Linked DNA regions of Mus musculus: all the other regions are linked to region 1. Evidence: chromatin contacts called from ENCODE Hi-C or POLR2A ChIA-PET data. All regions are on one chromosome and are shown on one strand. The core of a region is the stretch at or near the end of the contact, and the rest is flanking DNA. Distances in the headings are between cores, read along the strand shown.

Region 1 (3,841 bases), core at 816-3,315:
CTGATGTCACACTGGCATGGTGGCACCCTTCAAAAGCCAAGACTTGGGGCACTCTCACTATTCTAAGGTGCTTGAGCATCTGATTTCTTCAATATTGAAAAAGAGACAGACCCAGACTCCACGAGATCTTAAGGTGCTCTCCTCTGTAGACAGGATAGAGGAGGCCTATGATAAGTTTTAAGCCTACACCCCCAAACCAAACAGCCAGACCACACACTGTGTATGAATAGTCAGTCACCTATCAGGACAGAGCACTTGCTACCACTACTCCTTGTGCACTCAAGCTGCTCTTAAACACACTCAGACTGTTTTTTCAATACCAAGGCGTCAAGAAAAACTGCAACCCACATGTTCACCTCCTCAGCAACTAGCCACACTCAGAGGGCCATGCTGGAAGTATAAAAACACCACACCACTTGGATACCAGACTTCTGGCCAGCAAACTCAGGGGTGGAGGGGCAGCTGTTGGTTTGAGATGCTAAAGCTCTTAAGAACAAAGCAAACAATGACAGGAGGCTTCATTTCAACAACATCTGGCTCTGTCAAGGTCATAGCACTAAATATGCCCAAACAGCCTCCAATGTTCTATACAATCCCGAGTCAATTAACCTCAAACCATTTTATAGAAATAACTTGTAGTGTTAAGTCAAGTCCAGCACAAACACCAATGGACTTAGATCAACTGTAATTTTCCAAAGAGCATGGTGACTGTACAATTCAAAAGGAATATGAGAATCAAAGTCTGAACTTCTTCTTTTTTTTTTTTTCCCCCGAGACAGGGTTTCTCTGTGTAGCCCTGGCTGTCCTGGAACTCACTTTGTAGACCAGGCTGGGCTCGAACTCAGAAATCCGCCTACCTCTACCTCCCGAGTGCTGGGATTAAAGGCGTGCGCCACCACGCCCGGCTCTGAGCTTTTATCTATAACCATAACTTTGTTTTTGAGACAGGGTTTCACTGTATAGCCCTGACCAAAAACTATTAACTTTTAAACCCAAACTCATGATTTGCTTTAAACTAAAACAAATCCGATATGCACCAGACCTGGAACACGGGCTGTGCAGTCCATAGCCTTTCCTATACCACAGGAGAAAACACTCACTTGTAGGTCCAGGCCCCACCGGCCACTGTTTTCATGCAGGAACCACAGTGCCAGATGCCGACGGCTCGTCTCTTCATCTTGGTCTGTAAGTAGTTAAGATCTTGTTATGAAATATATATAAAAAAAAAATCCCTGAGACTTCCAGAGAGTAAACTATGGAAAAGCCAGCTTATCCATTAGCAGTTAAATTCTAGTAACCCAAGCAGAGTATTATTTACAGGCTAAACAGACCTCTTTGGGGTTGGTACAGATGCGCTGACATCGCTATCAATTTCCCAAGATCGGACTTTTTCCTCTCCAAACCATTCACCCTTAAGTTCCTCACTAGTTGCAAGTAAACAACGAATGCTCCGCAAAAAGCGAGCCCAAACCGCCTTAGCTCGGGAGCAATGGCACCCTCCTCCCTAACCCGAGGCCGACTTGCCTTGCCACAGAAGGAGCAAGTGTACTTGGCGTGCTGGCTGATTTCAATTTTCTTCACCATTTTCCGGAGGGAGGCACCATAGCGGGTCCCGTACTTGCCGACGATGCCGACCTTCTTGGTGCGTTTAGCCTGTTGACAGAGGAAAGGAACGGAGCAGAGACATTGAGCCAGTCGGTGCACGCCAACGCGCCGCTGAGCACAAACTCGGCTGAATCCTGTTTTCCCTCAAGCTCAACCATCAAGGAAGGCGCCCACAGAGCGCCAAAAGGCTCCAGATTGTGCATTAACTACCGCGCTGGGCCAAGCCCCGCCGAGCCGCCTCCGGCCGCGTACGGGGCTCCAGACGCCGGGAGAAGCCCGACAGCAGACAGGACAGGGACAGCACAGACTACCCGAGGTGGGCTGAGAGCGGGACGCCGGAGACTAAGGCAGATGACGATGGATAGCGACTTCCAAAGCGGTTACGAAGACACTCACCATGTCGCCGGAACCCAAGCCCAAGTCCGAAGAGGAAGGGACGCAATGCGCATGCGCGGTTTTAGACCGGCGAGCGGAAGTGACGCGACCTCCTCTCTCGGAAGTGAACTCGGTGTTCTGGCGGTTTATTCGCTGTCTCCACTGAGAAATGCATAGATGCGCAGAAGTGGTTCACGAGCTGGAAGCACATCCTTCTTAGCTTACACATAACCAAAGTTCTGCAGAGCAGATGCGATTTCTTGCGTTCTGCTCGCGAAGAGACGGGTTTTAGGTGGCTTGCCTTTAAGTGTTTAAAGCGCGACGTTTGTGACTGAGGCGCATTGCCTTCCCACTATATTATACTTCGGAAAATCGCCAGGCCGGGTGCTAGATGCTGGCCATAGTAAACGCCTAGGATCCGCTCCCAGGCCGAGTTACAGTTCGGCTGGGAGACAGTCATATTCGTCACGATTAAGAGTTACGAAATGGGCTGGAGAGATGGCTCAGCGATTAAGAGCGCAGACTGCTCTTCTGAAGGTCCTGAGTTCAAATCCCAGCAACCACATGGTGGCTCACAACCATCCATAATGAGATCTGATGCCCTCTTCTGGAGTGTCTGAAGACAGCTGCAGTGTACTTACATATAATAAATAAATAAATCTAAAAAAAAAAAAAAAAAGAGTTACGAAATGTTGCTGATCAGAGTTCTGGGGATAATGTAAGGAATAGAGGCTACTTGAACCCAAGACCCTAAAGTGGTGGTTCTCTTTCTTTCTTTTTTTGGGGGGGAGGGGAGGGAGGTTTGGAGACAGGGTTTCTCTGTGTAGCCCTGGCTGTCCTGGAACTCACTCTGTAGACCAGGCTGGCCTCGAACTCAGAAATCCGCCTGCCTCTGCCTCCCAAGTGCTGGGATTAAAGGCGTGTGCCACCACGCCTGGCTCTGAAATTTTTAAACACTTCTCTCTCCTAAGATTTTCTTAAACTTTAAGATTTCCAGTGGGAAATGATGTTAGTGTTTGATTTTAAAGAAGTCTGTCTTGGGGCTAGAAAGAGGGCTCATTGACTCTGCTTTCCACCCACATGGTGGCTCAAAAGTGCGTGTAACTCTACTTTTAGGAGACTCCTTGTGACCTCACGTGGTCCACAGATATGTGTACAAGAAAAATATCTATACATAGAAAATAAATAAATATTCGGAAAGATTTGTCTTTTTTTTTTTTTTAAAAAAAGAACTGATTCTCTTTGTAATGTGAAAGTTTGTGAAACTCTTAATTCTTAAGTATTTTTGTACATTATTTATTTAATTTTTCCTCTATTTGTTTTGTTTTCCTCTTGGAACATGTAATTTGGGGCTAGCATTTATGAGTCTACCATAATTTGAGATTGTGTTTATTTATTTATGTGTTTATTTGTATTGGGATTGAACCTAGGGCTTCATACATACTACCCAAGTTACTATAATTGAACTGTATACCCAGCCTTTTCTTATTTTTTATTCTGATACAAGGTCTCATTAAGTTGTCCAACTTTGAACTCCCTTTACAATTCAGGTAGTCCTTTATCTTGCCATGCCAGCTTTTTGAGTAGCTAAATACAGGCCCAGGATGGTTACATTGCTCTTTTTAGTGACTTTTAGTCTTTTTGACTCTAATTCATTGTAAGAAAGACATCTTACACAGCGACCCACTTCATACAAATCTAGTAAAATCAAGAATCCCATAAAACAGTATATGCCATTATGTGTGTTATACTCCAGTTTCTAGCATATTGTAGCATATTCTCTCTTTGCTAGCTTATTAAAAACATGCCAGTTGCTATATACTTCATAAATGGTTCTCAGCCATGGAGATCTTGTTTACCC
Region 2 (3,841 bases), core at 574-3,073, 500 kb after region 1:
CCTTGGGAGATGCAGGCAGGAGAGTCAGAAGTTCAAGGTCATGTTCAGCTATATAGGGGGTTTGAAGTCATCCTGGCCTATATGAGACCTTTTCAAAATAAAACACTGGGGCCTGGGCCTGTAACTCAGGGCTTGAGTTTGGTGTGAGCAGGACCCTGGGTTTGACCTCTAGGCACGCACACCTCACCATGGCACTCATCCCTTTTCTTGCCTTATTTGTTCTCTAGTCTAACTAACTTAAAGTCTAACTAACTAGTCTAGTCTAACTAACTTAAAGTTAACATACTTGGAAAGTGCTTATTTCCTTGTCTAACCACCCCTCACCAGAATGTTCACTTTTTGCTGGTCTTGTTTACTGCTGTATCCCCATCCTAAAACATGCCTCACACATAGCTTAAATACTTCTCAAGTAAATCAGACTGGCAAAGGCAAGACAAAGAAGCAAAACACCTTCTGCTTTAGGGTTTTACTGATGTGAACAGACACCATGACCAAGGCAACTCTTCTAAGGACAACATTTAATTGGGGCTGGCTTACAGGTTCAGAGGGTCAGTTTATTATCCAGGCAGGCATGGTGCAGGAGGAGCTGAGAGTTCTACATCTTCATCTGAAGGCTGCTAGCAGAATACTGGCTTCCAGACAGCTAGGATGAGGGTCTTAAAGCCCACATCCACAGTGACACACCTACTCCAACAGGGCCACACTTTCTGATAGTGACACTCCCTGGGCGATCACACCTTGTATTTTATATTGAGTATAGGGTTTGTATGCCAGAGTCTAAATTTGAATTGCACACTGGAAAGCAATTTGGCAGGATTCATTAAAATTAAAGGGGTGGACTGGAAAGATGGCTCAGTGGTTAAGAGCAATGACTGCTTTTCCAGAGGTCCTCATTTCAATTCCCAGCAACCACATGGTGGCTCACAACCATCTGTTATGGGATCCAATGCCCTTTTCTGGTGTGTCTGAACACAGCTACAGTGTTCTCACATATGTATAAAATAAATCTTTTTTAAAAAAAAAATTAAAGGGGCATCTTATGACACAGCAAGTCGACTGCCACATCTTTATTCAGTTGGTGTAGAAGCTCCCAAGTGCAGCAGTTCAAGGATGTGCACTGCAGCCCTCAGTACAAAAGGCTGGGATTGGTTAACATGTTCACCATTATGTTCACGGTCTGGTTAAATAACACTGGCATCGGTAAGATTAGGTCTGCGTTAGGAAGACAGAAAGATACACATACAGTCTGCATGACATCAGTGAAAAGAGCCAGGCACAAAAATGTGTGCATGGGAAGGGTTGGAGGGAGAAAGGGAATGGTGAGGGTGGGTGGGGCAATGCAATGTTTTAATTTCAAAAGATAAAAACAAACAAACAAACAAAACCCCAAACAAAACAAAACCACAAACATTTGGTGCGGTAATCTGCTGCTTGGACATAAAAAAACAAAAGTGGGATTTCTGGGGGCTGGTGAGGTAGATGGCGCTACACAAGACAGGATTCTGTTCCCAGCACTCACATTGTAATTTACAAAAATAAATCTCTTGTAATATAACAGTTGTAGAACTCACAAGCGGTTGCTTTTTTTTTTTCCCCTAAGAGTGTTCAAGGGCTGGAAGTTTGAAAAAATAAAAAAACTTTTACAAAGCGTGTATTGTGGGAGACCATTTCCTTTGCAGAGAAGCCAATTAAAAGGACAGTTGGGTTCGGCCACGCGCAGCAGACCCCTGCTGCTCAGCGGTCACCTCCGGGGTTCTGCGGGGCGCCTGGAGCGCGCTCGCTCCCTAGAGGGCAGCCGTGGGCGTCGCAGGACGCATGCGCTCGGGCGGCACCCGGGGAATTAAAAGAGAGAGGGAAAAGCTCCCGCGGCAAACGCGCAGCTCGCGTCCCCACGGCCGGCCGCGGCGTGATGCGCACGGCCCGGCCCGTGACGCCGCGGCCGTCCCTGTCCCCGTCCCCGCGTCCCCGCCGCCATCGCGCGCCCGGCTCCGGGATCCCGGCGCCGGGCCTCGCTCCCCATGGGGCTGCGCCGCTGGCTACGGAGCGCCTGCTGCTGCTGCCCGTGCCGGTGCCTGGAGGAGCCCGCGCGGCCCGAGAAGGAGCCGCTGGTCAGGTGCGTATCGGGCCGCCTCGCGGGGTGGGGACCCGGGTGTCGTCTGAACCGGGGAAGGGGTGCTGTGAGGTCACACCGCGGTGCCACCCGGCCCCCCTCGGCCCCGGTCTCGCACAAGACGATTTAAGCTCCGGATCCTTGGTTCAGATTTTGTGTGGCTCCTCGGAGGCAGCGGATGCCCCTGGGAAACGCCACTGACTGCTGCAGGGGAAAGGGCCGGGAAGAGAAGTTTCCAGAGGGGGTCTCATCGGATGAGACGGACGAGCGTGGGTTTCCTTGGCACTGAGATGAAAAAAAAAAGTTTGGCTATCTCTTCCAATGTCATGACCGAAAGAAGTCGATTTCAGTGACTGAGGAAATCTTTCTCGTGATAAAACTATGCGTGCTGTACCAGTGACAGCCAATTGACTGTTCGGGGGTTTAAACTGAAATGTGGGGACATTTAATGCTCATTAGCTAATGTGCTAAGAGGCTTTGTGAAGGAACCCTGTGCACAGCTTTGCTTGACTTTTTTTTTTTTTCCCCTAAAGCGATACTTTAATATACGTATAAGCACGAGGGGTAGAAGAAAAAGGCACTCAGAAATAAGACATACCCAAGCGTGGTTGCCGGCTCCTAGAGAGAGAAGAGATAGGACTGTGATTTTTATTTTTCCTTAAAATGTTGGTTTTTTGTTTTTTGTTTTTTTCTTCCTCCCTATCGTGAGTTTGCTGAAATTAAGTTCCACCATGCCAGGTTAACCTTATCGAATGAGGTCCCACCAAGTCGTGCCCCAGGGAACAGAATTGAAATTAGGGCACAGGATGTAGGGTGGAATTCTAGGCTTGGTGAACAAGCGCAGAAGCCAGGACCCCTTCCTTAAGGGACACGCAACGAATCCAATCCTGCTTGCACAACTCTGGCAGAAGCAGCAAAGCATGGCTTTACCTTGCCCTACTCTGTCAAGTCCAGACACTTCCCCTGACTTTGCAGAGTTACATAACCCATCCTGCCTGTCTGCTCTTATTTTCCAGCGCATTAAGCAGGATGTACTTGCCCCTGTAGGAACAATCTACTCTTAGTCCCTCCAAGCTCCTGGCCAATGGTGACCTTTTGCCTTCTACCCTTTCCTAAAGTGGCCTTGTGGCCCCTTTTCATCTCCCTTTTGCGAGTCAGGACTTGGAATTATCATCTTGTTATCTGGTGAGGTGTTTCATGAAATATATCTAGATACCCAAGGCACCACACACACACACACACACACACACACACACACACACACACACAAATACACACACACACACACACACACACTCTGTCTTACTATGTAGACCTGGCTGACCTCTAACTCAGAGATCCGTTTGCCTCCTGGGTGATCTGATTAAAGGCGTTCACCACCCCTCCCGGCTACCATACTATGTTTGGTTGTTTTTGCTAATAGCCCTCTCACTTAGATTTTGAGATTACTTTGGGCTTGGAGAAATCTAAATTACCTATCTTTAATTTAAACAGCAAAAGCTAACCGTGTAGATTTTTATCTCAGGACTTTAGACTCTAGGTTCTTATGAAATACAGCCTTCAATTTACTTTCAGCCATTTTTTTTGTTTTTTGTTTTTGTTTTTTTTCTAGTGCTTTTTTTTTTTTTTATTCTTTTAGAATTGCTGGACTTCAGGTGCTTTTTATTTTGAAATTGAGACCTTCTCCTGTCTTGCTTTATGCTCAGTGGATGACAGTCTGAATTTTGTGAC
Region 3 (3,841 bases), core at 420-2,919, 430 kb after region 1:
ACAAATACACCACACACACACACACACACACACACACACACACAAAAGAATTATTTTTAAAAAGAGGTTACAGTGGTGCCATTTTTTAATGTGTTCATGATCACATAACTGACATAAACAGACGGCTACCAGAGCTCTTGATGGACTTCCCAGACAAAAACAGCCAGAGAGCTTTAGCTCTTCCTTTCTGCGTGCTGGTTGGAATCCATCAGCAGCTAAGCTGGAGAGGGAAGTGCTTCTAAAAAGAGGTCAGAGAAGGCCAGGGAGGTGGAGGGCCTAGAGGTGCTCTCAGAACTGCAGTCTGGCTGGTGCGAGAGACCCAGTGTCTAACTTCACTTCTCTCTGTGAATTTTTTAAGTAGTGGCTCCAACCGCCACCTCCCCAAACAGACACAAATGGCATTTGTTGACTGGAAAAGGGAAAACAGAGCACCCCCGGCAAAGTTAGAAAGACTGTTGTCCTGGATTAAGACCAATGACCTAGCATAGTCCGACATAAGGAAAGAGATAAACAGAAAAGAGCTAAGAGGGCAAGGCTGCTGCTGCTGCGCTTGATGATGGGGTTCAATCCCTGGTGGCACCCATACGGTACAAGAAGAGAACTGACTCCTGCAATTCGTCTTCTCACACACACACACACACACACACACACACACACACACACATATGTAATGTTAATTTTTAAATGAACAAACAGAAGGGCAGGGCATGGTATCCCATGCCTTTAATCCCAGCATTCAGTAGGCAGAGGCAGGGGGAATCTCTTAAGTTCCAGGCCAACCTGATCTACATAGTGAGTTCCAGGACAGCCAGGGCTATAGAGAGAGAGACCTTGTCTCAAAAAAAAATTAATAATAATAATTAATTCAAAACAAACAGAATGTGAACAATAAATTGTTCCTTGGAACCAACTGGGAGCTGATAAGTTCCTTGCTGAAGGTAGGAGCTAAAAGGCAGGTTCCAAAACCATAAACCTAGAAATGAATCTTACAAGAACCATGCAACGATTCATCTTTATCTGCTGCTATATAACCCAGATGAAACGGACCAGGTCTCAAATCTATGGAAGGGTGCTTTTTTTTTTCATTTCTGGGTGGGGCACTGAGAATGAGGTGAGGGTGGCCTAAAATCATTTTGTTTAATCATTCATTATTTAGGCTCTGTGGATAACTGCAACTGTGTGCCCTCTCCTGCCCCACCCCCTCCTCCCTTTCGACTCCCTCCCTGAAGAAGAAGGGATCTGGGACCTGGATGGCTTCCCTTCAGCTAACCTAAGCCTTTCCCCACTTCCTAGCCCTCTGCACACAGCTGCTGAAGCCCAGACAGCCAGATGTCTGTTGCAGATCGGTACTGCGAGGGCCCAGACCTGCAGCCTTTCTCTACACAGATGCTCTGGAGATGTAATTTTAATTAACGGTGGGAGCTATGGCCCCAAGGATTGGATTTTCAGAACAGAAAATATCCTTCCCATTTCGTTCTTTCTCACTCTCTTTTCATTCCTCTGTCGTTTCCCCCCAATGTCACCGACATTTAAAAATAAATATGAAAAAAATCGAACGAGGAGTCTCACCCACACCTTCACTGGGACCCAGGAGGGAAGCTGAGGATGCAGACGGCTGCGGGCGGCCGCCAGGAGCGGTCCAGCTCTGGGAGGAGGCCTAGCGCGCCGCGAAGGCGGGGCCTGGGCGGGGCCTGAGGCGGGACCACGCGGACTTAGGGGCGGGGTCTGTTTGGTTACGTGGCCAAGGACTGCTACTAATAGAGCTACTTCTGAGGAACACGTGGTCTAGCTTTAGCAAGAACTCAGAGACAGACACTTTGTGGCCATGGGCTCTTGGAAGACTGGTCAGAGCTACCTAGCGGCCGGGTTGCTGAAGAACCAAGTGGCCGTGGTCACCGGCGGGGGCACAGGCATTGGAAAAGCCGTCTCCCGGGAGCTCCTGCACCTGGGTACGTGAGCAGGCCTCTGGGGCTGGGCTAGTGTCCGCAGAGGTCCAGCTCGGGTAAACTGGGTTCAGAGACAGAGGGGAGTGCTGGCGGACCGGGAAGAGGTTGCAAAGCTCCGGTCTGCAGAGCTGAGCAATGAGGGAAAACGAAATAACAGAGGTTTTATTCCGAATAGCCGAGAAATGTTGAGAGGCCCTGATCAGATTTTCTTCTCACGTCCCCTGTGCTAAAAGCAAGAAAAAGGAAAAGTTATTAAACTTAGAATGATCACGTAAACACACGCACAAGGAAGCCATCAAGAAGAAAATAGTTACATTTAATATTTAAATATGTGAGAATGTGCATCTTCTTTGGGTTTACTTTTTTTTGTTATTTTGTTTTGTTTTTTTTGTTTTTTTCTAGACAGGGTTTCTTTTTATTAGCCCAGGCTGTCCTGGAATTCACTTTGTAGACCAGCTGGCCTCGAACTCAGAAATCCGCCTGCCTCTGCCTCCCGAGTGCTGGGATTAAAGGCGTGCGCCACCATGTCCGGGTTTTGGGTTTACTCTTAACCCAAAGCAAACTGTTCCCAGGTGGTGGTGACATATGACTTTAATTCCAGCACTCAAGAGGCAGAGACAGGTGGATCTCTGTGAGTTTCAGGCTAGCCTGGTCTACAGATCGAGGTCCAAGTCAGTCGAGGTTTCACAAAGAAACCCTGCCTCGAAGATGTGGGTAAGAAGGAAGAGTGCAAAGTTTATAAAGGCATATTTGAAAAGTATTTCCAACACGACGCTTGTATTGTGCAAAGAGCTTTGACAAGTAGATTTTTTTTAAAGATTTTTAAAATTTTATTTTATGTATATGAGTACACTGTAGCTGTCTTCAGACACACCAGAAGACAGTATCAGATCCCATTACAGATGGTTGTGAGCTACCATATGGTTGCTGGAAATTGAACTCAGGACCTCTGGAAGAGCAGACAGATCTCTTATCTGCTGAGCCGTCTCTCCAGCCCTGACAAGTAGATTTTTAAAAATCTGACATCAAGTGGAACAAATGAGAAATGATTTGGCCTTGACATTCCATGCTGAACTAACACAAGAAATAAATACATGGAGAAATGATTGACTTTATCTTATCAGCAGTACACTGCAAAAAAAAAAAACAAGACAGTATTGCAGTTTGCACTTTACCATTACTTCCAGCCTGTCTTCCACCAGGAAACTTCCCCTGGGAGGAGGAATTATTAAAAAAAAAAAAAAATCAACCAGTACCTGTTTAGTACAAAGGTCAGGATCTTGGCCTCTGTCAGCAAATTTGCAGAACCTTGGTTCCTCTTCTGTGGATTGCTAGTTGTTGAACCTCTTTTTGAGTAAGTTTGCATTGGGCAAACACTACACCAGTTCTGGGGTCGGCCAACAGAGTATTGTGGCATGACTGTAAATATAAGGCCACTCAGCCCTGGAGATGCTGTGAGAGTCCTGGGGTATGTCCCTAGGGAAATACTTCCTACACCTAAAAGAGAAGTGAACATTGTACTGCTGTATTTATCATTGGATTGCCTTCCATGAGAGAATATGGGAAAAAAAGTTCTTTTAAAGTTTTGTTGTATTTTTAATTATATATGTGTATTGGGAGGCAGAGGAGGGCCTGTGAGTGGGAGTACAGGTGCCCATGAAGGCTGGAAGTGGCAGATCCCCTGGAACTGGAGTGTGAGCCACCCAGTGTGCGTGGTGAGAGCCAAGCTCATGCCCTCTGCAAGAGAAGCACAAGCTCTCTTAAGCTCCGGGCTATCTCTCCAGCACCAAGTATGTGAAATACTCTCTCCTATGGCTTTTTCAGTCTTTGTTGTTGTTTTTTTGCTAACGCCAGAATTAATGGCTGTTTTCTGTTGTTATGTCAACCCAAATTGG

What was found. A loop is a pair of places that touch in the nucleus more often than their neighbours do. ChIA-PET counts read pairs that join two places held with the same protein, here RNA polymerase II (POLR2A).
Region 2: a map of v-Abl transformed pro-B cells shows a loop between it and region 1 (4-fold over the local background). The contact joins the promoter of Mreg here to the promoter of Rpl37a in region 1. A Hi-C loop is called at or near these places in 1 of 37 maps with a recorded cell type or tissue (v-Abl transformed pro-B cells). POLR2A ChIA-PET finds 5 or more read pairs at or near these places in 1 of 5 experiments (embryonic stem cell).
Region 3: a loop to region 1 is called in a map of T-helper 17 cell, with 3 times the contacts of the local background. The contact joins the promoter of Tmem169 here to the promoter of Rpl37a in region 1. A Hi-C loop is called at or near these places in 1 of 37 maps with a recorded cell type or tissue (T-helper 17 cell). POLR2A ChIA-PET finds 5 or more read pairs at or near these places in 3 of 5 experiments (Patski and embryonic stem cell).

Annotation. Positions count from the first base shown.
Region 1 is chr1:72,709,484-72,713,324 of GRCm38, reverse strand. It overlaps Rpl37a (ribosomal protein L37a), which reads right to left and starts at 2,065. Exons shown (of 4, transcript NM_009084.4): 1 at 2,002-2,065; 2 at 1,525-1,653; 3 at 1,101-1,183. The coding sequence starts at 2,004.
Region 2 is chr1:72,210,289-72,214,129 of GRCm38, reverse strand. It overlaps Mreg (melanoregulin), which reads left to right and starts at 1,823. Exons shown (of 5, transcript NM_001005423.2): 1 at 1,823-2,113. The coding sequence starts at 2,019.
Region 3 is chr1:72,282,201-72,286,041 of GRCm38, reverse strand. It overlaps Tmem169 (transmembrane protein 169), which reads right to left and starts at 1,669. Exons shown (of 3, transcript NM_175564.4): 1 at 1,576-1,669. Pecr (peroxisomal trans-2-enoyl-CoA reductase) reads left to right here and starts at 1,721. Exons shown (of 8, transcript NM_023523.6): 1 at 1,721-1,949. The coding sequence starts at 1,826. It overlaps Gm51631 (a long non-coding RNA gene), which reads left to right. Exons shown (of 3, transcript XR_003947863.1): 3 at 1,294-1,544.